Linked DNA regions of Homo sapiens: region 2 is linked to region 1. Evidence: read pairs that join two places in POLR2A ChIA-PET (ENCODE). Cell type or tissue: PC-9. All regions are shown on one strand. Each heading gives the region's core, and the rest is flanking DNA. Links, peaks and the distances in the headings are about the cores only. Region 1 overlaps SPATA12 (spermatogenesis associated 12). Region 2 overlaps IL17RD (interleukin 17 receptor D).

Region 1 (5,377 bases), core at 143-5,142:
AATTTATCTATTTTTCTTGGGTTTCCTGTGCTTTTGGTGTCATACGTAAGAAACCTTTGCCTGATGCAAGGTCATGAAAACTTATGCCTAAGGCATATTTTTTTTTTTTTTTTTGAGATGGAGTTTTGCTCTTTCACCCAGGCTGGAGTATAGTGGCATGATCTCGGCTCACTACAACCTCCACCTTCCGGTTTCAAATGATTCTCCTGCCTCAGCCTCTCAAGTAGCTGGGACTACAGGTGTGCATCATCACACCCAGCTGATTTTTGTATTTTTAGTAGAGACGGGGTTTCACCATGTTGGCCAGGCTGGTCTGGAACTCCTGACCTCATGATCTGCCCACCTTAGCCTCCCAAAGTGCTGGGATTACAGGCATGAGCCACCACGCCCAGCCATATGCCTATATATTCTTATAAGAGTTTTATAGTTTTAGCTCTTAGATTTAGAACTTTGATCTGTTTTGATTTGATGTTTGTATGTGGTGTGAGGTAGGGGTCTAGCTTCATTTTTTGCATATGGAAATCCTGTTGTCCCAGAACCATGTGTTGAAAAGACTCTTCTTCCCCATTAAATTGTTTTGACACTCTTGTCAAAAATCAATTTACTATAAATGTAAGCATTTATTTCTGCATTCTCAATTCTAGTCCATTCATCTATATGTCTATCCTTATGCCAGTATTGCTGTCTATACTGTCTTGACTACTATAGCTTTGTAGTAAGTTTTGAAATCAGGAAGTATGAATCCTCCAACTTTGTCCTTCTTTTTCTTTTTTCTTTCTTTCTTTCTTTTTTTTTTTTTTTTGTGACAGAGTCTTGCTCTGTCACCCAGGCTGAAGTGCAGTGGCATGATCACTGCTCACTGTAGCCTCGACCTCCTGGGCTCAAGCAATCCTCCCACCTCAGCCTCCCAAGTAGCTGGGACTACAGATGTGTGCAACCATACCCAGCTAATTTTTAATTTTTATTTATTTATTTTTGGTAGAGACTGGGTCTGGCTGTGTTACCCAGGCTGGTCTCAAACTCCTGGGCTCAAGTAGTCCTCCCACCTTGGCCTGCCAAAGTGCTGGGATTATAGGTGTTAGCCACTGTGCCCAGCCTGACCTTCTTTTTCTAGATTATTTTGGCTGTTCTGGATCTCCCTATGAATTTTAGGATCAGCTTGTTAGTTTCTGCAAAAAGAGACCTGAGATTTTGACAGGGGTTACATTGACTCTGTAGATCACTTGGGGAGTTTTGCCATCTTAACAATATTAACTGTGGAACCTAAATTCCTTTTTGCTGGTGGCACTGCTCACTCAGCTTCCCTAGTCATTGAGTCTGCTGAGTAGGCACTCTGAGACCCATCCATCAAACTGCACAGACAAAACTCCAGCGATGTAAATGTCTCTTTCCTTTTTGAAGAAAGTAACACAGTATACTGTAGTGTCTAATTTAAGGCTTGGGTAAGACATTTAACTCCTGAATTTGTGAAATGGGAGTGCATCTGGCACCTGGACACACATATGACAGATCTGGCTTTCCTTCATGCTAAGGATGGGATGGAGATCTCTAAGATACTCCCATAACCCCTTGCTTCATGCCTGGAGAAGTGTGGTGGGAACTGGGAGACCCCACAGCCCTGGAGGCACCAGGTGGTGATAGGAGAATTGAAGCCAGGCTCCATTTTATCTTGTTTTATCTGTTGGGCAAAGGGGTACAATTTCATTTGAGGAAAGAGTTCTGCTGCTAAAACAATCTTAGCCCCTCACCCCCAATTCACTCACATCATAGTTTGAAGAATGGAATAAAAATAAAAAGGGAGTAATATCACATATTAAAAGTTTAGTTTAGGCCAGGCGCAGTGGCTCATGCCTGTAATCCCAGCACTTTGGGAGGTTGAAGTGGGAGCATTGCCTCAGGCTAGGAGTTTGAGACCCGCCTGGGCAGCAAAGCGAGACTCTATTTCTATAAAACAATTAAAAATTAGTTGGGTGTGACGGCACATGTCTGTAGTCCCACATACTTGGAAGGCTAAGGTGGGAGGATAGCTTGAGCCCCGTTGTTTGACGCTGCAATGAGCTGTGCTCACACTAATGCACTCCAGCTTGGCGACAGAGCAAGACCCTGTCTCAAAAGAAAAAAAAAAGCTTAGTTTACACCCTGACATGTACTTATGTGTTCCAGATGTAATGCTTTGGCACAGCACAAATACATGATTTTATTTTCAAGAAAGAAATAATAAAAAATGGAGTGCCTATATTTGTATCACTTGGAACCTTGTTTTCTAAACTTAAAGAACAACCTGGGAAACTACATTTGAAACTTCAAATCCATTCATACCTCAACTCATCTGGGGTGAGGAGCTCTCATTTTAAACAAACAATGTGTGTGTGTGTGTGTGTGTGTGTGTGTGTGTGTTTGAGAGACAGAGATTAGAGTTATTTATTGCAGTTGTTTCAAAAAAGCAATTTAAAAAAGCATGAATTTGGACTGTGTTTTTAGTTTGTTTCTGGGAGAAGAGAAACTTACATGCAATAGAATATATGTTTTGAGGTCTTCAAAATCTCAGATCTAGGCCAGGCGTGGTGGCTCACGCCTGTAATCCTAGCACTTTGGGAGGCTGAGGCAAGTGGATCACGAGGTCAGGAGTTCAAGACCAGCCTGGCCAAGATGGTGAAACCCCGTCTCTGCTAAAAATACAAAAATTATCCAGACGTGGTGGTGAGTGCCTGTAATCCCAGTTACTAGAGAGAGGCTGAGGCAGAGAATTGCTTGAACCTGGGAGGCAGAGGTTACGGTGAGCCAAGATCACGTCATAGCACTCCAGCTTGGGTGATACAGCGAGACTCGGTCTCAGAAAAAAAAAAAAAAAAAATCAGATCTTTTGCCTTAGCAGATTCCCTTATTTAAGTTGTTGGAACCGGCAGTTCATAGGGATTTTGTTTCCATCCTTTAGTGAGGGGGGTGTGTGCGTGTGTGTGCACATGGAAAGTTAGGGGAAAAACACAATGATATAACCTAACCCCAAAACAAGGAAGCACGTTACACAGTTGAGGTTTGGCGCTTCAGTTCCTGCCCAGTCTCAGAAGGTACAGCTTGGCTGACCTTGTGTGACCTATCTCTATGACACATCTCCCAAGGGGGTGGGGAGGACTGTTTCTCTCCAGCATGGCTTTAGTTTTATAAAAGCCCTGTGCAGTCTTGCAAACTCAAATGGTTTTCTTAACAAATCACTCACATTTCATGTGTTCTGGGCTGGGCAGGGCCTCGCTAATCCTTGGCCAGCTTTGTGAGTCAGAAATTATTTAAATGATTGCCTGAGTCCTTTTGAGGCGAGAGAATTGGCAAGTTAATTTAGGGAGGTGCAATGACTCTTAAACAGCACTGCAGTGAGTGGCAGCATTGATAAATGTGTTAGAAGCTCTATTTTATTGTGATAATAAATGCTAATGAAGAAAATGAACGTATTACCTTTTAGAGTGAGATAAGAATGATGATGCTACCAAATTTTATTAAGCATTTATTGTGTGGTGGAGTATGGTGGCTTCTCCCATGTTTTTGACTGTGACCTATTGTAAAACATAGACTGCAACCTGGTAACCTGGTGTGTGTGTGTGTGTGTGTGTATGTGTGTGTGCGCGCATATCTGAATTATTTGGTGAAACAATAGTTACCCTATGCGTGTCTAGTGTCCTCTGGGCTCAAGTGATCCTCTTGCCTTGGCCTCCAGAGTAACTGGGACTACAGGTGCATGCCACCACACCGGCTAATTTTTTGTTGTTGTTTGTTTGTTTTTGTTTTTTTTGAGACGGAGTCTTGCTCTGTCGCCCAGGCTGGAGTGCAGTGGTGTGATCTTGGCTCACTGCAAGCTCTGCCTCCCAGGTTCACGCCATTCTCCTACCTCAGCCTTCTGAGTAGCTGGGACCACAGGAGCCCGCCACTTTGCCTGGCTAATTTTTTTGTTTTGTTTTTTTTTTTTAGTAGAGACGGGGTTTCACCGTGTTAGCCAATGGTCTCGATCTCCTGACCTCATGATCCGCCCGCCTCGGCCTCTCAAAGTGCTGGGATTACAGGCATGAGCCACCGTGCCTGGTCTCACGCCGGCTAATTTTTTAAATTTTTTGTAGAGACTGGGTCTCTCTGTATTACCCAGGCTGGTCTCAAACTCCTGGCCTCATGTGATTTTCTGGCCTCAGCCTCCCAGTGTGCTGGGATTACAGGTGTGAGCCACTGCACCCACCCTAAAGTTGCATTTGAAAACAAATATATCTACTATGATAGCTTTGATCAGTATATAGACAAATATTATTATTATTATTATTATTATTATTATTATTATTTTGAGACAGAGTCTTGCTGTCACCCAGGCTGGAGTGCAGTGGCGCAATCTTGGCTCACTATAAGCTCTGCCTCCTGGGTTCACGCCATTCTCCCGCCTCAGCCTCCCGAGTAACTGGGAGTACAGGCGCCCGCCACCACGCCCGGCTAATTTTGTTTTTGTATTTTTAGAAGAGACAGGGTTTCACCGTGTTAGCCAGGATAGTCTCGATCTCCTGACCTTGTGATCCACCCGCCTTGGCCTCCCAAAGTACTGGGATTACAGGCGTGAGCCACCGCGCCTGGCCGACAAATGTTATTCTTTCTGGGTTGCCATATTTTGTGGTTTTTAAAAAATATATTTTTATTCATTTATCTGGTGACTTGAAATTTCATGCAAGTACAGGTCCTTACAGACAATTTCTATTGGAAAATCACTTATTTTGGGTGTGTATTAGGGTTTGGAGAGAAACAGAACCAACAGGATGTGTGTCAATCAATCGCTCATCTATCTATTGAGAGGTTGATTTTTAGGAATTGGCTCATGTGATTGTGGAGGCCAGGTGAGTCAAAAATCAGCAAGGTAGACTGGCAGGCCGGAGACCCAGGGAAGAGTTGCAGTGAGCCCAAAGGCTCTCTGGGTAGAATTCTTCCTGCTCTGGGAGGTCGGTCTTTTTCTATTAAGGCTTATAGCTGATTGGATAAAGCCCACCACATCATGGAGAATAATCTGCTTTACTCTAAGTCCACTGATTTAAATGTTAATCTCATCTAAAAAATACCTTCACAGAAATGTCTAGAATGTTTGACCAAATAGCTGGTTACCATGGTCTAGCCAAGTTGACACATAAAATTAATCATCACAGTGGGTAAAATACTGTTTGAGGTTGTTCAGAAGAAAGGAAAAAGGCAAAAGCCTGGGCGCGGTGGCTCACGCCAATAGTCCCAGCACTTTGGGAGGCCGAGGCGGATGGATCACTTGAGGTCAGGAGTTCAAGACCAGCCTAGCCAACATGGTGAAACCCCGTCTCTACTAAAAATACAAAAATTAAGCCAGGCATGGTGGCGGGTGCCTGCAATC
Region 2 (5,377 bases), core at 274-5,273, 80 kb before region 1:
ATTTCTCAGCCCTCTTAGCCTCATAACACTTTTGAGCTTCCTATCTGTTTAACAGAAGCTGCTGGTTCTATAAATTTGCACTCAGGATGAATTTCCATGAAACTCTCCAAGACATATGATTAAATTATTGTGGTGCTCCTTGAAGATATGCCCTGAATGCAACTACTATTTTAAATGCAAAAGACAATTTTTTGCCATAATTTGATCAAAGTAGCATAACCTGTGCCTCTGTTTTTGTTACTCACTGATGGTCTGTGGATAACATTACATTTTTTCAGCATGAAACCCAACACTTCAAATCCCTAAAGCAGTCTCAAATTTATGGTTAATAAAAGCATTTATTGTACTGGATGTCATCTGTTATATCACTCTGGGGCTAGAAACTGGCAAGCAGTGGACAGGAAATATTTTCATTTCAAATCGCTTCAATCTTATGGTCTAGGGGCAAAAGTGTCTGATTTCAGGAAAGCCGCAGTGAATAGCATAGTAATGAATGCATTTTTAGTTGATTAAGCAGGCATTCTCTCCCTTTCAAACAATCTTCCCTCTTTGGCTTGGAGGGGCTAAATAAACATGTGATATTAAATGATAGCATTTCTTGTGTTGGCCATGCCTTTTCTTTGATCATCTTAAACTTTTCAAAGTGTTTTCCAGGAATCCTCAGCAGAGCAGGAGCAAGCCAGAGGAGAATGGCTAAACTCAAGTTTTGGCCCCCTTCGTAATTGTTTACTTTCTGAGCAGAGGAGGTTTTCTGAGAAGATGCTGACTCTTCTGAATTCCTCTTTAAAAATGGAATTTGGTACCTCACCCTTGGGATCATGAATTTAGGAGGAAAAAATATTTTGAGTTTTTGTTTATTTTCAAAAAGTCTGCAATTTTATTGTAATTTGAGTCCCGATCTCTCACATCCATCAGGTAAAGAGGGTGAGGAGAGTTCCATCCAGAGGAAATCTGGTGAGGCGATGACATATCCGGGACAGTGTACCTTTCGTCCTGACTGCCCAGCCTTTGAACATGTTACCTAAGTCATCACTTCCCAGCAAGCCTCGGAGGTAGACAATTATTTCTGATGTGGTTCCCTTTTTTCCAGATGAGGATTCCATGGCACAAAGAGCCAGGAAGGGATTAAGATGAGAATCCTTGTGACTCGGAGAGGCCTCTCTCTGCCAGAAACCGGAGCTGCAGAGTTCTTACCCTGCCCATGCCCCCAGCAGTCGGGCTTGCCCTGCCTTCCAAGCACCCTGTCTCAGATGGACGGCTGCCATGTGCAACAAAGCAACTAATGGGGGGTGGAAAGAGGCGAGACTAGACAGCACTTTGGAGATAATTAAATTAAACTCAGATTAGGCAATTACCCCAAAGATTCCCAAACCTGGCTGAACACCAGAATCACCTGAGGAGCATTCTTGGAGTGGGGGGAGATTCCGGGCCTCACCCCAGACCTGCTTAAGTGGGATTTCCAGGGGAAGGCCAGGAATCTGAGTTTTTAAAAAAGCTGCCAGATTAGTGATTGCCAGGGTTTTGGAGGGATGGAGGGAGGGCTTGACTACCAAGGGGCAGTACAAGGGAATTTTTTGGGTTGATGGGACTGTTCTGTATACTGATTATAGCAGTGGATACATACATATATATGCATATAACTTGTGGACCCATACACCAAAAACTGTCAATTGTACTGTGTAAATAAAAATAAATATGCTGCCCAGGTGAAACTGAGTTATCTAGGTGTCAGTTGAGATGGCCTGTGGTGCCTGGTGACAGCTGGGAAGAGCTGCCCAGCTATGAGAGAGTGTCACCTGTTATTGCAGAGGCAGGCGTGGGCAGGTGCTGAACTCTTTAGCCCAGTGCTATCCAACAGAACTTCCTGTGACAAAAAATGTTCTTCCCAGCACCGTTCAATTCAGTAACCATCAACCACTTTTGGCTACTGAGTACCTGAAATGTGGCTAGCACAACTAAGGAACTGAATGTTTAATTTTACTTAAACTTAATTTAAATTTAAATCATCACACATGGCTAGAGGCTACCCTATTGGACAGCTCACCCTCAAAGGTAGACATGGTGATATCATGGAGCTTTGGCTCTGTGCAGGATGCACACCGTGGTACTTTATACTCGAGGGACAATAGTAAGTCATCCCAAACATTGGGTAAAATGGAAACATGGACAGGACTTACCAATATGGGTAAGTACAGAGAAGAAGGAACCTTGGGATGAAGACTCACCTGAGATCTGCCCAGGCAGAGGACAATTCTGCCGAGTGAAGGAATCGGCTTTTTTTTTTTTTTTTGAGATGGAGTTTCGCTCTTGTCACCCAGGCTGGAATGTAATGGCGTGATTTCAGCTCACTTCAACTTCCACCTCCTGGGTTCAAGCGATTCTCCTGCCTCAGCCTCCCATGTAGCTGGGATGACAGACAAGTGCCACCACACCCAGCTAATTTTTGTATTTTTCACCATGTTGGCCAGGCTGGTCTTGAACTCCTGACCTCAGATGATCGGCCCGCCTTGGCCTCCCAAAGTGCTAGGACTACAGGCGTGAGCCACCACGCCTGGCCAGGAATCTGCTTTTTCTTCTCCAAAGATAGCACCATCTTTGGCCCACTTCCTTCCCCAACCTTCCAACCTTGTTCATTTTAAAAGGTGCAGAGGTTAGTTGGGATGCTCTTGAATTATGCTCCCATTCTTCTGCAGTGATAGGATATACAGGAAGCCATCAGAGGGGCCAGGTGAGCTCAGTGCAGAGAGGTGGGGATGTTCTGGGCTTCACTGGGCCCACCTGCCTCCCTAGACAGAGTGTGATGAAGAATCTGTGTGGGCATATTGTATTCCTTTTTGGGGAAGGAGAGCATATAAAAAAGGCAATTAGGCATAAACTTCCTGCTTTATGCTTTGAGCACATGACCTTTACCTTGGCTTGTGTTCAGACGCTCCTAAACCCACCTCCTCGACCCCCATTGATTTATGTTATCTTAGTGTTACTTTTCCAAATGTGTTATAAAAGAATGAGATTCAGGGAGTGTGGACTTTTATTAGTACAAACCAAATGGTGGCAGAAAGAATGTTCCAATTTGTAAACATATGTGTTCTTAAATAAATTTGCTAAATGGGTAACAAAAAATTTCGTGAGCTATGGTCTTATAACTGGAGGTTTTGTTAATCTGATTTAAAAATAGGACTGACTTGAAAGCGTAAAAATGGGGAGGTAGGTTTAAAATTAGTGGGTCTTCTTTCCTTTTTTCTTTTCTTTTTTTTTTTTTTTTGAGATAGAGTCTCGCTCTGTTGCCCAGGCTGGAGTGCAGTGGCACCATCTTGGCTCACTGCAACCTCTGCCTTCTGGGTTCAAGCGATTCTCCTGCCTCAGCCTCCTGAGTAGCTGAGATTACAGGCGTGCGCCACCACACCTGGCTAATTTTTGTATTAGTAGAGACGGGGTTTCACTGTGTTGGTCAGGCTGGTCTTGAACTCTTGACCTAGCGATCGCCCCCCCCCCCCCCCCAACCTTGGCCTCCCAAAGTGCTGGGATTACAGGTGTGAGCCACCGTGCCCAACATTCTTTATTTTTTATATGAAAACTTGACTTCTTTCGATCAGGAAGAGAACATCCTGGATGGATCATAACATCTCTAAGGAGAGTTTCCTTGTGTTGCCTTTACAAATTGGTTACTTCAACCTTATAAGAAAAATGAAGCTTACTGAGTATTAAGCTCCATTACATACTGATTCTTCTACCCTTGAACACACAAACAGATCTTGTTGCATAGCTGCTATAATCACTGTGTTTTATTTATTTATGGTTATTTTTTACTTATGTTTGTTTTCCAAAGATATTTCCATGTATTGATGTAGTGCACAGACATGTCACTTTTAGTGGCCATATGATATGTTCATGTAGTAAGCTCCCCTCCCCTTTTTGCCAGTCCTGTCCCCACATTTGATGAGGCATTTGGGCTGTTTCCGAGTTATTACTGTTACAAAGCTGCTATGAACATCTTCATACAGATGGGTTACCTGCCCATCTCCCTTGCCGTTTTGGTTTATTTCCTTGGCATTTATTCCCCAAAGTGGAATTACTGGGTCAAAGGATTTGTGGCTCTCATTTCATACATGTTTACCAGCTTGTCCTGTATAATGACTGAACCAGTTTACTGGGAGGAATTGTGTTTTGAGAAAAGAATAGGTTTGTTTCACGAATCCCAGCTCCACCATTTGCTACCATTTATTGAGACCTTGGGCAAATTTTTCCCTGAGGCTATTTCTTCATCTGTAAAATGTGTTATTAATAGTTCATCTCCCAGGGTTGTTGTTTGTTTTAAGATGTAAGCAAGATACTGTTTTTAAAACATCCAGCTCTGTGCCTGGCCACATGGTAACTGCTTAGTGACTGGCTGCAGTCTTTTTATCAGCAGTATACATGTACTCATTCTTCTCCATCCTAATAATATTGACATTTATCAGCCAGGTGGGTTAAGCCTATGATCCCATCAGTTTGGGAGGCCAAGGTGGACGAATCACCTGAGGTCAGGAGTTTGAGACCAGCTTGGCCAATGTGGTGAAACCCTGTCTCTACTAAAAATACAAAAAAAAAAAAAAAAAAATTAGCCGGGCATGGTTGTTGGGCACCTGTAATCCCAGCTGCTCGGGAAGCTGAGGCAGGATAATTGCTTGAACCCAGGAGGCATAGATAGGTTGCAGTGAGTCAAGATTGTGCCATTGCACTCCAGTCTGGGCGACAGAGACTCCATCTAAAAAAAAAAAAAAAAAAAAGAATACCTCTCACACACACACGAAATATTGACGTTTATATAATTTTTTTTCTTTCTTTTTTTTTTTTTTTTGAGATGCAGTCTCACTCTGTTGCCCAGGCTGGAGTGCAGTGGCGTAATCTTGGCTCACCGCAACCTCTGCCTCCTGGGTTCAAGCGATTCTCCTGCTTCAGCCTCCTGAGTAGCTGGGATTACAGGCATGCACCATCACGCTCAGCTAATTTTGTATTTTTAGTAGAGATGGGGTTTCTCCATGTTGATCAGGCTGGTCTCGAACTCCCAACCACAGGTGATCTGCCCACCTTGGCCTTCCAACGTGCTGGGATTACAGGCATGAGCCACCGCGCCCAGCCCCAAGTATAATTTTTCTTTACCTTTGTTATTTTGGTGGTAGCTTATACTTGTTTGATTTTGGATTTTTTAGAGAAGGACTAAATCTTTCACCTGGTGATTTACCTTCTGAGTATGTTTTAGTGCCTTTAAGTCTAGAAATATTAAAGCTAGGTGTGGGCGAAATGTCGCTTAGTAGAGAGTGTTAGGGAAGATGTTTTAAGTGAATAAATAAGAATTTAAAGTAAGAATTTAAAATAATTATTGATTAGTAAGTCTAAG

The links. Peaks named below come from ENCODE experiments on the same cell type or tissue, not always from the same donor. Only the 100,000 strongest peaks of a DNase experiment are listed, where the experiment ranks them.
Region 2: POLR2A ChIA-PET joins it to region 1 with 11 read pairs; 4 of 35 experiments call an interaction of 5 or more read pairs at or near these places.

What each region holds. Positions count from the first base shown.
Region 1 is chr3:57,066,397-57,071,773 of GRCh38, reverse strand. All of the region lies in intron 1 of SPATA12 (spermatogenesis associated 12), which reads right to left. It also overlaps a transcript of ARHGEF3 not described here. Among named protein-coding and RNA genes, the nearest start is that of SPATA12, 8.4 kb to the right of the region's middle. RefSeq lists an enhancer at 2,685-3,064. In PC-9, for the core only: no CTCF peak of the experiment used is centred there; a DNase peak (open chromatin) is centred at 3,133; H3K4me3 peaks cover 615 bases; H3K27ac peaks cover 4,849 bases.
Region 2 is chr3:57,146,210-57,151,586 of GRCh38, reverse strand. All of the region lies in intron 1 of IL17RD (interleukin 17 receptor D), which reads left to right. It overlaps LOC105377101 (a long non-coding RNA gene), which reads left to right. Exons shown (of 2, transcript XR_940865.3): 2 at 1,091-3,120. Among named protein-coding and RNA genes, the nearest start is that of IL17RD, 16 kb to the left of the region's middle. In PC-9, for the core only: no CTCF peak of the experiment used is centred there; no DNase peak of the experiment used is centred there.